Linked DNA regions of Homo sapiens: region 1 is linked to region 2. The links are chromatin loops, found by intact Hi-C in ENCODE. Cell type or tissue: K562. All regions are shown on one strand.

What was found. Peaks named below come from ENCODE experiments on the same cell type or tissue, not always from the same donor. Only the 100,000 strongest peaks of a DNase experiment are listed, where the experiment ranks them.
Region 1: it touches region 2 in a loop (8-fold over the local background); 93 of 110 quality-filtered maps call a loop at or near these places.

What each region holds. Positions count from the first base shown.
Region 1 is chr20:49,332,995-49,335,494 of GRCh38, forward strand. All of the region lies in intron 2 of LOC105372649 (a long non-coding RNA gene), which reads left to right. Among named protein-coding and RNA genes, the nearest start is that of SNORD12, 54 kb to the left of the region's middle. RefSeq lists an enhancer at 1,184-1,243. In K562, a CTCF peak has its summit at 1,109 (motif pointing right); a DNase peak (open chromatin) is centred at 1,087; H3K27me3 peaks cover 1,052 bases.
Region 2 is chr20:49,533,382-49,535,881 of GRCh38, forward strand. The region is part of intron 5 of PTGIS (prostaglandin I2 synthase); the gene reads right to left. Among named protein-coding and RNA genes, the nearest start is that of PTGIS, 34 kb to the right of the region's middle. In K562, a CTCF peak has its summit at 1,046 (motif pointing left); a DNase peak (open chromatin) is centred at 1,080.

The DNA of each region.
Region 1 (2,500 bases), 200 kb before region 2:
CATGAGGTGGGAGTCATGGTAGGGTTTTTAGCAGAGGAGTGACATGATCTGACTTAAGTCTTCACAGGATTCCTTGGGATCCTACTTGGACAATGGATAGAGGAGAAGCAAGGGGGTAACTCGGGAGACCAATGAGGAGGCAATTGCAGTGGTCCAGGCGAGGGAAGAAGGTGGTTTGGACCAGGGTGGTTTCGTCGTACCTTGTGAAGGATGGATTGTGGGGACTGGCGACAGATCAGCGTGTTGTGGGATCGCGGAGCTGAGGTCAAATTTCCAGGACAGTGCCTGGCTCATGATAGGTACTCAGTAAATATCAGTTGAAAGAATAAGGTCTGAACTAAGTCAGTGGCAATGGAGATGGACAGGAGAACTAAAAGGGTTAGGATTCTTTTGATTGCAAGTGACAGAAACTTAGCTCAGACTGCGTCAAGTGAAAAGGTGAAGTATTGGTTTAGATAACCGGGAGGGAAGTTCTGAAATAACATTACTTCAAGCAGGGCTGGCGCCAACGGTGTGTGTAAGGCCGTCAGGGCTGGCTCTCGTCCCCTCTCTTTCTGTCACTCGCTCCATGGGTTGACTTTATTCTCAAGCAGGCTCTTTCCCTGTGGTGGTCAAGATGGGCATCTTGCAGAGATTGTGGGGATAAGCAGCCCCACATCCTCCCAGATCAGTAACCCCAAAAGTGTCCTCTTGGAAGTCTCAGCGGATCATATCTGGAGGAGACCCCGATTGGGTCTGCTTGGATCCTGGGCCCATCCCTGAACCAGTCGTCGTGGCCAGGAAGATGGGGAACTCTGGTCGGTCAACTCCAATCACATACCCGCCTTAGTGGCAGCTGTGGGAGCCACGGCCAGGCCGGCTGAGTGATGGCCCCTCCAAGACCATAGGGCGAGGGCAAGAAGTTTCCAAACAAACTGCCAAAAGGGGAAGAGAAATTGTATGGGGAAGACGCAATTTCTAGTTATCACAGACTTCTGGTAGGGGACAGATTCCCGAGGGGATATGGGGGCAGATCAGAGAGGGAAGGACTGGGGATGGGCTTTCGGCTGCACCTGGAAGAAAACCGTGGGCTCCTCTGGCCACCAGGGGGCAGCAGATTCACACAGAGTCATTCACGAGTCCTTGACACGCCGCGTCTCCTCCAGCAGGGGGTGCTATTTACTGCTCCTTGTAGAAAAAGTTGGGTGGAAGTAAAATTTGGCAAATTCTGGGTCTTATTTCAGATACCCTTGAATGGGGGGGCTTTCCTTTTAAAGAATTCTCATTGCAAATCTTTTTTTCTTCTGTTTTTTGAGACCGAGTCTCACTCTGTTGACCAGGCTGGAGTGCAGTGGCGCCATCTCAGCTCACTGCAACCTCTGCCTCCGGGGTTCAAGCCGTTCTCCTGTCTCAGCCTACCAAGTAGCTGGGACTACAGGCGCGAGCCACCACGCCTGGCTAATTTTTGTATTTTTAGTAGAGACAGGGTTTCATCAAGTTGGCCACTGCAGTGAGCCACCGCGCCTGGCCTTTTTTTTTTTTTTTTCCCTCTTTTTTTTTGAGGCAAATCTTTTTCTTTTCTCTTCTTTTTCTTTCTTTCTTTTTTTTTTTTTTTGTGGCAAATCTTTTTAATAAAATAGGATCTTTTGAAAGAACGTGCCGGGCGCGGTGGCTCACGCCTGTAATTCCAGCACTTTGGGAGGCTGAGGTGGGTGGATCACCTGAGGTCAGGAGTTCAAGACCAGCCTGACTAACATGGAGAAACCCCGTCTCTACTAAAAATACAAAATTAGCCAGGCGTGGTGGCACATGCCTGTAAATCCAGCTACTCGGGAAGCTGAGGCAGGAGAATCACTTGAGTCAGGGAGGTGGAGTTTGTTGCGGTGAACCGAGATTGTGCCATTGCACTCCAGCCCGGGCAACACCAGCAAAACTCCGTCTCAAACAAACAAACAAACAAACAAAGAAAAGAAAAAACACAGTGGAGAGCTTAAGAGTATCTATTTAGGCTTATTTTCAGCAGAGATGGTTCCATTTTACATCCCACTGCTTATTAGGTATGTGGCCTTGGGCGAGTTTTCTCTCTGATCCTCCGTTTCCTAATCTGTAAACTAGGGGAAACACCTACCTTGCAGGGGTTCCATATTCCATCGGCCCCAATGACTTATTTAACATTTTAAAAACTGAGCTGGATATAATTCTAGGAGTTGGACCCAACAGTAAACAAAACAAATGAACATTCCTGGCATTATGGAGCCAGCCTTCTAATGGGGAAAACAGATGAGAAATAAAACACTCAGTCTTTTGGATAAAGTGCTTAGAATAGGGTCTGCCTGGTACATGGTAAACCCTGAATAATGTTAACTTGAAAAGCAGAAGTTGAATCTTGTTGTATGCAACCTGTTGAGGCCAATTGGGTTGCACAAAAGATTCCTGTATCAGGGAGAAATTGTACCAACCTGGGCCTAAGATAGGGCTGGATGTACAGTAGGTGCTTCATAAATGCTCATGGGTACTTGAG
Region 2 (2,500 bases):
AGCACTATGCTTAGCTAGGGGGTCTGTTTAACTGTCCCCTGCCCCCAACTCCCTACTGTATGAGAAACACCAGACTCAATGGCCTAAGGGTTCTCAAAGGATTAACTTTCTTTTAAAATATATTTATACTTTAAAAAGTGAAGGAAGAATAATGTATGCATACAGAAAAAAAAGAAGAAAAATAAAGAATCTAAGAGTTCAAGTCCACATCTTGTAAAAAATGATTTTCTCTCCACCCCTTCTCGGCCTTCCCAAAGGCAAAAATCTATACATACTCCCACATTTTTAAAAATGGCCGGGTGTGGTGGCTCACACCGGTAATCCTAGCACTTTGGGAGGCTGAAGCAGGCAGATCACTTGAGGTCAGGAGTTCAAAACCAGCCTGGCCAATGTGATGAAACCCCAGCTCTACTAAAAAAGTACAAACACATTATCCGGGGGTGGTGGTACGTGCCTGTAATCCCAGCTACTCGGGGGGCTGAGGCAGGAGAATTGCTTGAACCTGGGAGGCAGAGGTTGCAGTGAGCTAAGATCGTGCCACTGCACTCCAACCTGGGCAACAGAGCAAGACTCTGTCTCAAAAGCAAAAACATATATATATATATATAAAATGTATGTATATATAGTGATATAGTATACCCTCTGCCTGCAGCTTGCTCTTTTTTGTAACAGTAGATTTCATTCACTACCAGTATGTCCCACTCTGTTTTAGATGCATAGATGGCCTTTAGATGAATGCATAATTTATTTAATCAGCCCTTACTGATGGACTTTAAATTGTTTCTAGCATTTGCAATTATAAGCAATGTGACAATGAATATGTTTGTGTATCTGTAGACATGTGCAAGCATTTATGTAGGATAAATTCCTAGAAGTGGAAGTACAGGATCAAAGGAATGTGCATTTTATTTTATGTTTCAGCAGGTTCTGCCAAAAGAGGCTGCAATGCTTCAAGCACCCCACAGCAATGTTCGGGGGCTGCTTTGCCCACATGCCTCTGGTCCCAATTAAGATGAGAAATCACCGTCCCACATTGCCACCTGCTGCTCATATTGAGAAATGCATCCTTCCTATAGCCAGCCCAGGGCTGCTCCCAGAGTGATGGGGGGAGTTCCTCTGCGTCTAATCAGACTCCTCTGGAGCATCTGTGTGGAGGAAATGGTAATGGAGAAACCCAATTTTTCCTGGGGAAGCAATCAGTGCTAGGATGTGGCAGGTGCTTTATGCACAGGATTTTGCAGACAGACAGACCAAGTTTCCACCTACCAGCTGCATGTCTATGACAAGTGATCTCACCTCTCTGAGCCTCAGTTTCCTTATCTGCAACATGGGTATGTGAATAACAACCTTCCAGCATGGATGGCAAGATTTGATAAGCTCAAATGAGTTCCTCTAAAAAGATAATAAAGGACACAAACAGCCGGCTCATAAACAGGAAATGCAAATGGCTACTGAAACACAAAAAAATACAAAAATTAACCAGGCTCAGTGGCACGTGCCTGTAGTCCCAGCTACTTGGGAGGCTGAGTTGGGAGGATCGCTTGAGCCTGGGAGGTCAAGATTGCAGTGAGCCGAGGTCTCGCTACTGCACTCCAGTCTGGGTGACAGAGCAAGACTCTGTTTCAAAACAACAAAAAAACCACACACACCCAGAGATGTTTCATCACAGTAGTCAGTGATATGCCACATAGAGCCAGATGTCCTTTTTTCCATCAGATTGGCAATTATTTAAAGGCTGATAACTGCATGTTGGCAAGGTTGTGGTAACATGCAAATTAAAGCAATAAGTTACCCACCTCTGCCCATCAGATTAGCAAATAAATGGAAAGATTGATGGCATCTGGTGGAGCAGATTTCTTCCCTTTAGGTAGGCGGATGAATTGCTCTGTGGTTTTGGAAATGATGTGGCAGAAGCAGATAAAAATTTTAATGTATAGGGCCTTTGACCTGGCAAAACCACTTCTAAGAAGTGGGCAGAGAGAAATGAAATAACCAGATGGTAGAACAGATACAAGTACAATGAAATGGTATAAAAGCAAAAAGAAAGAAAGATAGAATATTGACATCTGTCAGAGGGAAATGGCTAACTACTGAAACAGCCATGTGAGGGCTAAAAAAATGTATTGGTTTTTTGTTTTTGTTTTTGTTTTGAGATGGAGTCTTGCTCTGTCACCCAGGCTGGAGTGCAGTGGCGTGATCTTGGCTCACTGTAACCTCTGTCTCACCAGGCTCAAGTGATCCTCCCACCTCAGCCTCCCAAGTAGGTGGGATTACAGGCGCTTGCCGCCATGCCCGGCTAATTTTTTGTATTTTTGGTAGAGATGGGGTTTCGCCATGTTGGCCAGGCTGGTCGCAAACTCCTGACCTCAAGTGATCTACCTGTCTCAGCCTCCCAAAGTGCTAAGATTACAGGCATGAGCCACCGTGCTCGGCCAGATGTCTTGTATTTTTAATGTTAATTTCATATCCTTCTACTTTGCTGGATTCATTTATTGCTGGA